Linked DNA regions of Homo sapiens: region 2 is linked to region 1. A link is a contact called in ENCODE Hi-C or POLR2A ChIA-PET data. All regions are on one chromosome and are shown on one strand. The core of a region is the stretch at or near the end of the contact, and the rest is flanking DNA. Distances in the headings are between cores, read along the strand shown. Region 1 overlaps TMTC1 (transmembrane O-mannosyltransferase targeting cadherins 1). Region 2 overlaps TMTC1 (transmembrane O-mannosyltransferase targeting cadherins 1).

Region 1 (5,951 bases), core at 1,805-4,304:
GAACAGAAAACCAAACACCACACGTTCTCACTCATAATTGGGAGTTGAACAATGAGAACACATGGACACAGGGAGGGGAACATCACACACTGGGGCCTGTCGGGGGGTAGGGGGCAAGAGGAGGGATAGCATTAGGAGAAATACCTAATGTAGATGACGGGTTGATGGGTGCAGCAAACCACCATGACACATGTATAACTATGTAACAAACCTGCATGTTCTGCACAAGTATCCCAGAACTTAAGTATAATTTTAAAAAAATAAATAAATAAAAAATAAAAAAAAATTACCGGGCCTGGTGACTTGTGCCTGTAATCCTGGCTGCTTTGGAGGCTGAGGCACAAGAATCACTTGGGCCTGAGATGCAGAGGTTGCAGTGAGCTGAGATCATGCCACTGTACTCTAGCCTGGGTGACAGAGTGAGACTCTGTCTCAAAAAAAAAAAAAAAAAAAAAGGATGTTGGAACTGAATCCTAAACCCTTTATAGATTGTGAAGCAGTGAAATATAAAATCAATTGATGTAAAATTTTTCTTGAATAAATTTTAGAGCTGATAAATTGGCAACATTTGGATCCTAGTATACTGAAACATAGGTCTTACATTGGATTCCTTTCTGTATGACTAATAAATTGGTCCTATATGGGATAAGAGGAGCCTCTGAAAGACTGAGGAGAATATAGACTAGAAAATAAAACACATTCGGTGTGCTTCTTTATATGTATATTTTATTTCATGTATATATTTGAGACAGAGTCTTGCTCATTCACCCAGGCTAGAGTTCAGTGGTGTTATTATGGCTCGCTGCAACCTCTGCCTCCCAGACTCAAGTAGGTGGGACTATAGGCATGCCCCCCCATGGCTGGCTAAGCTTTTTGTATTTTTTGTAGAAGTGGGGTTTTGCCATGTCACCCAGGCCGGTCTCAAACTCCTGGGCTAAAACAATCCATCTGCCTCAGCCTCCCAAAGTACCGGGATTATAGGCATGAGACACTGTGTCTGGCCTGCTTCTTTGCATATGTATAGCACAATATAGGTTTTAATTATCGTTAAGTCTACAATTTGTAATTTTCTTTGACCCACCTTAATACACTGCTCTGCTTTTTCTTACTTTTAGTCTTGCTAAAGACTCGCTAACGTCTTGCTAAAAGTAAGAACATTCAACAGTCCTTTTCCATGCCCAAATCCCTACTAACAGTGATATTAAAACTAATTGTGTATTAAAAAAAAAACAAGAAAGGAAAAACAACTGATAATGAAGACAAGTGTACAACTGTGGTGGAAAAAATATTTTAGTTCTAAGAGGCTCTTTTTAAAAATAGCAAATCAAACAGTGTGACAAAAATTAGATCTACTTATTGTAGATAGCTAGATACAGATCATTATCATGTTGTTATTTCACTCTGCTACTTTTATGAGCACGTATTTCTTTATGTGAAGTTCTAAGGATTTGTGTTTTAATAAGTCATTGTTGCATCTGTATATGTCCTCCTTAAGAGCCCAAATAACGTACTGGTTATATAAAATCCTGTAAATGTCTTTTGGGGTACCTGGATTATATAGCGCTACATTCAAAAATCATATAGATGAGTATTTTACCCATAGAAGCCAAATATAAAGGCTTGGCTACAAAATGGCGTTTCTTGTTAGGAATGCTATTCTACAGTTATGATCATAATATGGTGCTGAATTTGGCTCTAATTGAAAATAATGGCAGATATTCTTATAAGTTTCATTTTGCTAAGACCTGAGCAAAAGATGGATGCTCTAACTTTCCTTTTTCAATTTTCATCTTATCACTGCTAACATCTTAAATTAGTACATGTGAGTTAAAAATGCATTTTGGAACTTGGCAATGGCTACTTTTCACAGTAAGAGGAGTTATTGGGTAACCAACACAGGATTTTTTACCCCTTCTCTTTTTCAGTAAAAATCAATTCTTGATGATGATCCAAATCAACAACAATGCTTTACATTTGTATAAGACTTTACTGTTTCCTGAGTGCCTTTTTTTTCATGATGCCCTTACAATGAGTCTTTACAGTGAATAGGAAAGAAGAGAAAACAAGCTCCTAAGAAGTTAACAGAGGTCCAAACAAGTTATCCTTGTTTACCTCCTCTTGCCTGTTACACCATAGAGCCAAGTGGCTGTATCTCAGCATAGGTCAGTCATAGAATTCAGTAGATTAAAATAATGATAAGAGCTAACTCTGAAAAGCTTTCCAGTTTACAGATAAGTTTCTTTTAATATTCATTATTTAATCTTTAAAACGATCTATTAGGAGATATATTGCCTTCCTCATCCCCATTTTACCGGTGAGGAAACCAAAGTTCAGAGGTTTTATGTGACCTTGGCTCAGGCCATGGCAGAGCCAGGATTGAATCCCTACCCTTGAACTCCTTTTCCTGTTCACTTTCCATTACCCACGTGCCCAAATAGCTTTCCAATCCAAACATTACATAATATTAGACTGTTTAATGGCATGCAATTGCCTTTTGGGAGAAAGGACCACCCTGCATCTCTCTTAAAGAAACAGCAAATTTGATTTCCATCACCCTGAAGTTATGTTGCTAAGTAACAGAGAGAGATGACCCAGAAAATAGCACTTAGATAACTGAGCTTTATTTCTGCTTACCTTAATACATTTCTGAGCCATAGCAATGGGTCAAAGGCAAGAAGAGGATAAAAACACTTTCAATTTGATTTGACTTAATCTGTTTTACTATTTATTCACTTTAAGATGTACACAATATTGATTTCTCCATTGAGTTAACTTTTGAGTTATTGAGTTAACTTTAAAAAATTGTATCCTTCTTTATAACCTGGAACTTAATGCTCATTCTGAGAATCCAAGTTATCTCTTTAGATGTGAACAGTTTATATTTGATAATCCCTGAGAGGAAGCACTATCATTATTCCTGTTTGATTAATAAGGAAACTAAGATTTGGAGAAAATAAGTAACATGCCAAAGTCCTTTAGTAAGGAAATAGAAGACACAGAATGGAACCTAGACCTGCTCTAGCCCTTCTGCCCCTAACCACCGCACTCTACTGCCTCCTTGTGGCCCACCTGAAAACTGGGCTACAGCCTGCAGCATCACTGCCCAGTAGAAATGAGAGCCATACATGTAATTTACATTTTTTTAGGTAGCCAGATTTTAAAACATTTTAAAAAGTGAAATTATTTTTAATAATATTTATTTAACCCTAATGTATTCAAATTATTTTAGCATGTGATTAATATTAAAACATAATTTTTAAAATTTAATGTGAGAAATTGAAAATATTACTGAGATGGTGTGCATTCTTTTTTTTTTAAATGAAATATTTGGAATGCAATGTGTGCTTTACACTTACAGCACATCTCAGGACAGCCATATTTCAAGTGTTCAGTAGCCACATGTAATTTGTGGCTACTATATTGTACAACACAGATGTTTATTAATAACCTTGACTTCGAAAGAAATATGAGTCTTTGTCCAGGCCAGAAGCTCTAAATAAGACGTGACTCTATCAGAGCATCCAAGGCAATCTTATAGCAACTCATTTGAATTCTTGGAATTATATGACAGACGGCTTCAGACCCATTCATAGCAGCAGACTTCACTGAGTGTTATCCAAATATATCTGGCCCCTTTTATGACCATTTCACTGGACTTTGCAGCTAATATGTCATGATGCTGTGCAGCACATTTACAGTGTGAGAGGTTGATAAGAAGCAGCTTTCCATGCCAGCATTCTTAATTTATATTAATTCTTGTTGGCTTTGGTTAGAATTTAAAATGTCAAAAAAAAAAAAAAAAGAAGAAAGAAAATAGGCAAGATTAGCATGAACTTTTTATGGATGAACAGAGCGGAAGTCCCTGATGGCTCAACAGAATATAATAGAATATTTAAATTCAGGATATGGGAAAAATATTTCTGTGAATGCTCTGTTAAAATAGCTGTTGGTGTTTATTACTGAAATGGAATATAAAAAGAACTTCTTGAAGAACCATGTCATACCTCCCTTATTGCCAAAACTACCTTTTGTTCACATAATAGAATATGAGTGTTAGGTAGGTATTACAATAAATCTTATAATCAAAACTCAGGGGAAAATGTAATGGAATGTCCAATAATTGAACTATATAGCAGATGAATTTGATAACAGGATATATTTGATTTACTTTAGTCTGATCCTTTAGAAAATTGAATATCTAAAAAATATTAGGAGGCAGAAATAAGGGTAACCATTATCTTTTAAGTGCTAGGGATATGTTTCCTAATACCTTTGGCACTAGCCACACAAACTTTTATTTCATAAAAAGGAAGTTGATACATTCAAGATAGTAGTTTTTCTCTACCTTTTAACTGAAGCCCCGGAGAGTAGACAATGCCAGCCACATGGATAAAGAAAACTTTTTAACACCCTTACTACCACATTAGTATACCAGCTTCAGATGAGCATTTTCTGCATCCTCCTCTTAGCATGAAATTCTATCCCCCACTCTGCACCCCTGTGGTAGTGACCTGTTCCCTCCACCTTTAGTTACTTCTAGTCCCAATCCCATTACACTTGCTCCCCTTCATCTTTGTCCAAATCATGTTTGTTTCTCTCTAGCTCTGTCTCCCTGCTCTTTTTTTTTTTTTTTTTTTTTTTTTTTTTTTTTTTTTTGAGATGGAGTCCCACTCTCTCCCCCAGGCTGGAGTGCAGTGATGCAATCTCCCTGCTCTTTTAAAGCCCAGTCCAGCATCTCATAACACCATCCTCATCCCTGCCATTTCACAACTTCTTGTACCTTCTTCCATCATCCTCAGGGACTTGAGCACCAGGGCAGTGACTCTCCATTGCTCACCAAACTATGCTGCGCTCTTCAGCAAGAAGATCCATCACCAAGTTCCTGTGCTTCTGTCCCTTCAGGGCCCCCCATTTATGCTCTACCTTAGCATTTACCAACATGGCCTGGCCACTGGCTTTTTAATTATGCAGACTTTGTCATTCTCTAGCATTTGAACTCCGAAATGCTCCTCTTTGAGCTTAAACTCTTACCTCTGTCCTCCCTTCCCTTTTCCCCACTCTCTCATTCCCGCTGACACTTTAAAGGGATCATGATTATGACCTGCCACCTCCTCGCTCCTCTGTCTGCTCAGTTGCCTTCTATTAAGACCTAAGCATCAGCATAGCTTCCGTGACAGGTGCTATTCTCCTGCTCCCTCTTTCCTGCCGGCCCTGCACTTGATCACTGTTAGAACCTCTCTTCTCCCTGATTTTTGCATTCATAATTTATAACCCTATCTCTAATTTATCTGATGTATTTCAGTAATGCACGTGACATCAACTTAGACTCTTTCACACTTTTACCAACATTTACCTGCCTGACAAGGCCAACCCAAGTTACTTCACTACCTGTATTTTGCTTTCCCTAGACCAATATTTCTCAATTTTTTTTTTCATTATCATACTCACCTCTTTTAAGGAGCTTTTTTAGATATTTTTTCTTATCAGCTTTCTCCCCAATTAAACACTCAAGAATAAGATTTGTTACATAGGATTGAGCTTGGAAAGACCCAAAACCATTGTAATGTCTATGATTATTTTTCACCACCATCATCCCCACCCCAAGAAACAATTTTCACTCCTGTAGAGAATGTAGGACTCTAGACTGTCATCCAATCTATCAAATGATAGAGGAAAAAAATACAAATCTGAGTTGAATGGGATCCCTACATGGAAAACAAAACCATGATTAGGGGTAAGAGCTGTTGAAAATTCATTCCTTATGGTCTTTTATGTTATCTCCTGTTTCCCTAATGCATACATCCTCTGTTCCCCTCCTCAGTGCCCTGTACACACACCCAGAAGACAACCTCATCCCTTACTTTTACTTAGAATATTCAGGTCATTCAAGGTGAAATATTACAGTTTCCTTTCTTTCTATCTCAAAATTTCCTGCATGTTCGTAGACTCCT
Region 2 (5,951 bases), core at 2,453-4,952, 88 kb before region 1:
AGCAGAGGGTGGAGGTGGAGCAAATGCTAAGAGAAGCAGGGCAGCCAGGAGGAAGGCATGTAGCCTTCATGGAAGGGTGCTGCCTTTCTTTCTTGCAGCTGCTTAGTTTTGTTTCCCTAAGAATCTTAGTTCTATTCTGAGTTTTCTGTCTTTGAATTATTCTGGGAATTTTGTTTTTTTAATTTTCCATAGGTTATTGGTGGTACAGGTGGTATTTGGTTATGTGAGCAAGTTCCTTAGTGGTGATTTGTGAGATTTTGGTGCACCCATTATCCAAGCAGTATACACTGCACCATATTTGTAGTCTTTTATCCCTCGCCCCTCTCACACTCTTCCCCCCAAGTCCCCAAAGTCTGTTGTGTCATTTTTATGCCTTTGTATCCTCACAGCTTAGCTCCCGCATATCGGTGAGAACATACGATGTTTGGTTTTCCATTCCCGAGTTACTTCACTTAGAATAATAGTCTCTAGTCCCATCCAGGTCACTGCAAATGCCATAAATTCATTCCTTTTTATGGCTGTTTAGTATTTCATTATATATATATATACACACACACACACACACACACACACACACACACACACATATATATTTATATATTTATATTTATATTTATATTTATCTATAAATTATATATTTATATTTATATATAAATTATATATTTATATTTATATATAAATTATATATTTATATTTATATATAAATTATATATTTATATATATTTATATGTAAGTATATATAAATATATATTTAAATTTATATATATTTATTTATATATATTTATATATAATTTTATATTTATTTATATATATTTAAATTTATATATAAAAATATATATAAATATATATAAATATATAAATATATATAAATATATAAATATATATAAATATATAAATATGTATATAAATATATATAAATATATAAATATATGTGTATTATAAATATTTATATATATTTATTATAATATATATTTATATATTATATATATAATATATAATATATATAATATATATAATATATAGATATATATTATATATTATATAATATAACATATATATTATATATATAATATATAGATATATATTATATATAATATATAATATATATTTATATATGACATATATTATATATTATAATATATAACATATATGTGATATATATTATATATTTTATATTATATTATATATAAAATATATAATATATAATATTTTTTATATTCCATCATATATATATTCCATCATATATATGTGATATATATATATATATCACAGTTTATCCACTCGTTGATTGATGGGTATTTGGGTTGGTTCACCATAGCATTGTGCTATTGTGAATTGTGCTGCTATAAACATGCATGTGCAAGTATCTTTTTCGAATAATAACTTCTTATGTTCTGGGTAGATACCCAGTGTGGGATTGCTGCATCAAATGGTAGATCTACTTTTAGTTCTTTAAGGAATCTCCACATTGTTTTCCATAGTGGCTGTACTAGTTTACATTCCTACCAGCAGTGTAGAAGTGTTCCCTGTTCACCACATCCATGCCAACATATACTGTTTTTGATTTTTTTGATTATGGCCATTCTCCCAGGAGTAAGGCGGTATCACATTGTGGTTTTGATTTGCATTTCCCCGATCATTAGTGATGTTGAGCATTTTTTCACGTTTGTTGGCCATTTGTATATCTTCTTTTGAGAATTATCTATTCATGTCCTTAACCCACTTTTTGATGGGTTTTTTTGTTTGTTTGTTTGTTTGGGAGTTTTTTTTTTTGAGATGGAGTCTCGCTCTGTCACCCAGGCTGGAGTGCAGTGGCGCGATCTCGGCTCACTGTAAGCTCCGCCTCCTGGGTTCACGCCATTCTCCTGCCTCAGCCTCCTGAATAGCTGGGACCACAGGCGCCCGCCACCACGCCCGGCTAATTTTTCATATTTTTAGTGGAGACGGGGTTTCACCATGTTAGCCAGAATGGTCTTGATCTCCTGACCTCATGATCCACCCACCTCGGCCTCCCAAAGTGCTGGGATTACAGGCGTGAGCCACTGCGCCTGGCCTATTTTTTATTTTTCTTACTGATTTGTTTGAGGATTTGTTTCAAGATTTAGAGCCGCTTTTAGCAGTTCTTGTAGTGATGGCTTGGTAATTGTGAATTCTCTCAGCATTTGTTTGTCTGAAAAAGACTTTTTTTTCTTCATATATGATACTTAGTTTTGCTGGATACAATATTCTTCACTGATAATTGTTTTGTTTGAGGAGGCTGAAGATAAGGCCCCAATCCCTTCTAGCTTGTAGGGTTTCTGCTGAGAAATCTGCTATTAATTTGATAGGTTTTTCCTTAAAGGTTACCTGGTGCTTCTGTGTCTCACAGCTCCTAAGATTCTTTTCTTCGCCTTAACTTTGGATAACCTGATGACAACGTGCCTAGGCAAAGATCTTTTTGTGATGAATTTCCCGGTGTTCTTTGTGCTTCTTGTGTTTGGATGTCTAGATCTCTAGCAAGGACAGGCAAGTTTTCCTCGATTATTCCCCCAAATATGTTTTCCAAGCTTTTAGAATCCTCTTCTTCCTCAGGAACACTGATTATTCTTAGGTTTGGTCATTTAACATAATCCTAGACTTCTTGGAGGCTTTGTTCATATTTTCTTATTCTTTTTTCTTTGTCTTTGTTGGATTGGATTAATTCGAAGACCTTGTCTTTGAGCTCTGAATTTCTTCTTCTACTTGTTCAATTATATTGCTGAGAACTTCCAAGGCATTTCACATTTCTAAACATGTATCCAAAGTTTCCTGAAGTTTTGATTGCTTTTTCTTAAGCTATTTCCTTGAATATTTCTCCCTTCACTTCTTGTATCATATTTTGGATTTCCTTGCATTGGGCTTTGCCTTTCTCTGGTCCCTCCCTGATTAGTTTAATAACTAACCTCCTGAATTCTTCTCCAGGTAAATCAGGGATTTCTTCTTGGTTTGGATCCATTGCTGGTGAACTAGTGTGATTTTTTTGGGGGGGTATTGAAGAGCCTTGTTTTGTCATATTATCAGGGTCGGTTTTCTGGTTCCTTCTCATTTGGGTAGGTGCTGTCAGAGGGAAGGTCTAGGGCTGAAGGCTGTTGTTCAGATTCTTTTGTCCCACGGTGTGTTCCCTTGATGAAGTACTCTCCCCCATTTCCTATGGATGTGGCTTCCTGTGAGCCAAACTGCAGTGATTATTGTCTCTCTTCTGGATCTAGCCACCCATTGAATCTACTGGGCTCTGGGCTAGTACCAGGGGTTGTCTACAGAGTCCTGTGATATGAACCGTCTATGGGTCTCTCAGCCATGGATACTAGTGTCTGTTCCAGTGGAGGTGGCTGGGGTGTGCAATGGACTCCATGAGGGTTCTTAGCTTTGGTGGTTTAATGCTCTATTTTTGTGCTGGTTGGCCTCCTACCAGGAGGTGGTGCTTTCCAGAGAGCTTCATCTGTGCTAGTATAGGGAGGGACCGATGGTGGGCAGGGCCCTAGAACTCCCAAGAGTATATGCCCTTTGTCTTTTGCTACCAGGATGGGTAGGGAAGGACCATCAGGTGGGGGTAGGGCTGGGCATATCTGAGCTCAGACCCTCCTTGGGCGGGTCTTGCTGTGGCTGCTGTGGGGGCTGGGAGTGAGATTCCTAGGTCACTGGAATTGTGTATGTAGGAGGATTACGGCTGCCTCTGCTGAGTCATGCAGGTTGTCAGGGAAGCCGGGGAAAGCCGGCAGTCACAGGCCTCACCCAGCTCCCACACAAACCGAAGGGCTGGTCTCACTCCCACCATGCCCCCCTCAACAACCCCCAGACCGTAAGCGATATGAGGCTGTCTGCCTCCCAGCTGCATAAGAAAAGGGCTTGGTTCTTCCCTAGCCTGTGGAGTCTGCACATCAGATTTGCACCCTCCCCCGAGTTCTGGCCAGGAGGCTTCTCACCCCGTTCAAACTGTTACAAAGTTCAGCTAGAGATTTCCTTCTCTCTGTGTAGTTTTATCCCCTGCTTCTCTCCCATTGGATCCCTGTGGTTCCAGGCAGGAACGGCCTGCCAGGGGAGCCCGCGAGCTCCCAGGGCCTTTCTGCTGCTTCCTCTACCCCAGTATTTCACTTGGCTCTCCAAATTGACTCAGCTCCAGGTAAAGTCAGAAACTTCTCCCACAAACAGACCTTCAGCTTCTCCAGTTGTGGGGGACGTGTTTGGGAGAGGAGGGTCTCCCTTTCCCACTTCCACTGTTGGGGCATTCACAGTTTTGTGGGGGGTCTCCTGGGTCCTTAAGAGGGTCTGTGGGTCCTCTTGGGATTGCTGATTTGTTCTTGCAATCAATCTGGAGCTAAAATTCACAATGTGAGCCCCCCCTCGCTGCTCTGTCCACAGCTGCATCTGTTCCTGCCTCCTGTCTGCCGTGATCTCACCATACGTCTCTTCTGGGAATTTTAAAAATAGTCTCCGCCTTTAATTGAGCTCGGTTAATTGGACCATTCATCCTTGTAAGCCAGAGGAACTTTAACAGAACACAATGAGAAGCTTGTCGGAGTTGCTTGGCTCTCTTTTCTTCTTTCATCGGGTGTTTGGAAATAGTCTCACTATCTCTATGGGTCCCAGGTGCTGAAGCAGCAAGTGTTCAGGACTACTGATGGGTCTCGGCCCCGGAATGCCCCATGGGGGCATAGCACTTATCTAGCACCTTCTACTTTGCTGGCTTTTACATGATCCATTCCACTGGGGGATTGCCTGTGGCTTTCTAGTACCAGCCTTGTTTCCTGGAGCTCAGGTCCTGCTTCCAGTCATATATCGTTGTCTATAGATGGTTTTTCTTGATTTCCTTTTCTTTTGTGTCTTCTGTGCTTGTTCCACATTACCATTGTGAGGTTCCTCCATGTTGTTGCATTCATTCTCATTGCTGAATTGATTTCCATCACATGGATATTCCATAATGTATGTATGCATTTTATTGTAGATGGATATGTGAGTTGTCTCCAGTTTGGCGCTATTAAGAAAAGTCCTGCTATGAACAATCTTCTAAATGTCTTTTGGTAAACACTTGTGTCCAATGCTGTTGGGTGGAATTGCTTAGGAGTGGAATTGCTAGTTCATGAAATATGCATTTATTTTGCTTTCATGAAACTGCCTACAGTTCTGCAAAGTGGTTTAATCAATTTATAGTAGGATTTCAAAGTTCTAATTGCTCATCCTCACTGACATTTGACATGATATTTTATTTTAGACTTTCTACTGGTAGTAATTTTTATCATTTTTATATTATACATGTCTAATCCTGTACTCATAACTGTTCTTTAAAAATGTCATGTTTATTTACAATTTGAAGCTATTACTCTTGGGTGGCCCTGCCTGGACTATCTCCCATCTCTCCACCTACTTAAATTCTGTGGAGATTCTAGGATGTCTTCCCTTCATCTTCCATTTCTCATTAATCTATCATTTCTTAGAACTCCATTGAAGTTTGATATTAATATTACACTGTTCTCAACTATGTAATGTGTGTGTGTTCTCACCAGCAATGCAGCGAAAATGCTGTTGTGGAAGGCAGAGGCTAGATCATACTACCCTTTAGCACCTAGGAAGGCGTACGGGATAATTATTCAATGTTTAATGAATTCAAGTGAAGTTTCCCTGTGTATTGAGGAGGGTAGTGCAGGAAGTAGCTTTCTTTGGATAGTTCTGGAGAAGGTTATGGGCAGGGGAAGAAGATGCTAAAGACAGTAATTACCAGGTAATGCCTGTGTAGGCCTGTCATGGCTGGGGCCCAGTGAGGTGGAGACCCTTTGAAACATCAATGGTAATTCAGGAGTTATGAGGATGAAAACAGGCAGCAGCCTGGGAGGGAGCAGGACAGATCACCAAAACCTAGTGGTGAAACGGGAGGAGTTCCCTTATCCCCCTGGCAGGGTGTGTGATGGGGGAGTGGCTCGATTCTTCGGTGCCCTGCT

The links. Hi-C counts contacts between places; a loop is a spot of excess contacts on that map. ChIA-PET counts read pairs that join two places held with the same protein, here RNA polymerase II (POLR2A). Pooled maps may share reads with other maps.
Region 2: a map of HepG2 shows a loop between it and region 1 (14-fold over the local background). The contact joins two enhancer-like sites. A Hi-C loop is called at or near these places in 10 of 168 maps with a recorded cell type or tissue (HepG2, cardiac septum, gastrocnemius medialis and 3 more) and 10 of 50 pooled maps. POLR2A ChIA-PET finds 5 or more read pairs at or near these places in 1 of 52 experiments (PC-9).

What each region holds. Positions count from the first base shown.
Region 1 is chr12:29,549,639-29,555,589 of GRCh38, reverse strand. The region is part of intron 10 of TMTC1 (transmembrane O-mannosyltransferase targeting cadherins 1); the gene reads left to right. All of the region lies in intron 5 of LOC105369714 (a long non-coding RNA gene), which reads right to left. Among named protein-coding and RNA genes, the nearest start is that of OVCH1, 55 kb to the right of the region's middle. Within about 2 kb of position 3,054, at least 4 of the 41 ENCODE cell types and tissues checked have a DNase peak (open chromatin) inside an H3K27ac peak, as active enhancers do.
Region 2 is chr12:29,638,747-29,644,697 of GRCh38, reverse strand. The region is part of intron 5 of TMTC1 (transmembrane O-mannosyltransferase targeting cadherins 1); the gene reads left to right. Among named protein-coding and RNA genes, the nearest start is that of TMTC1, 140 kb to the left of the region's middle. RefSeq lists an enhancer at 3,985-4,535. Within about 2 kb of position 3,702, at least 15 of the 41 ENCODE cell types and tissues checked have a DNase peak (open chromatin) inside an H3K27ac peak, as active enhancers do.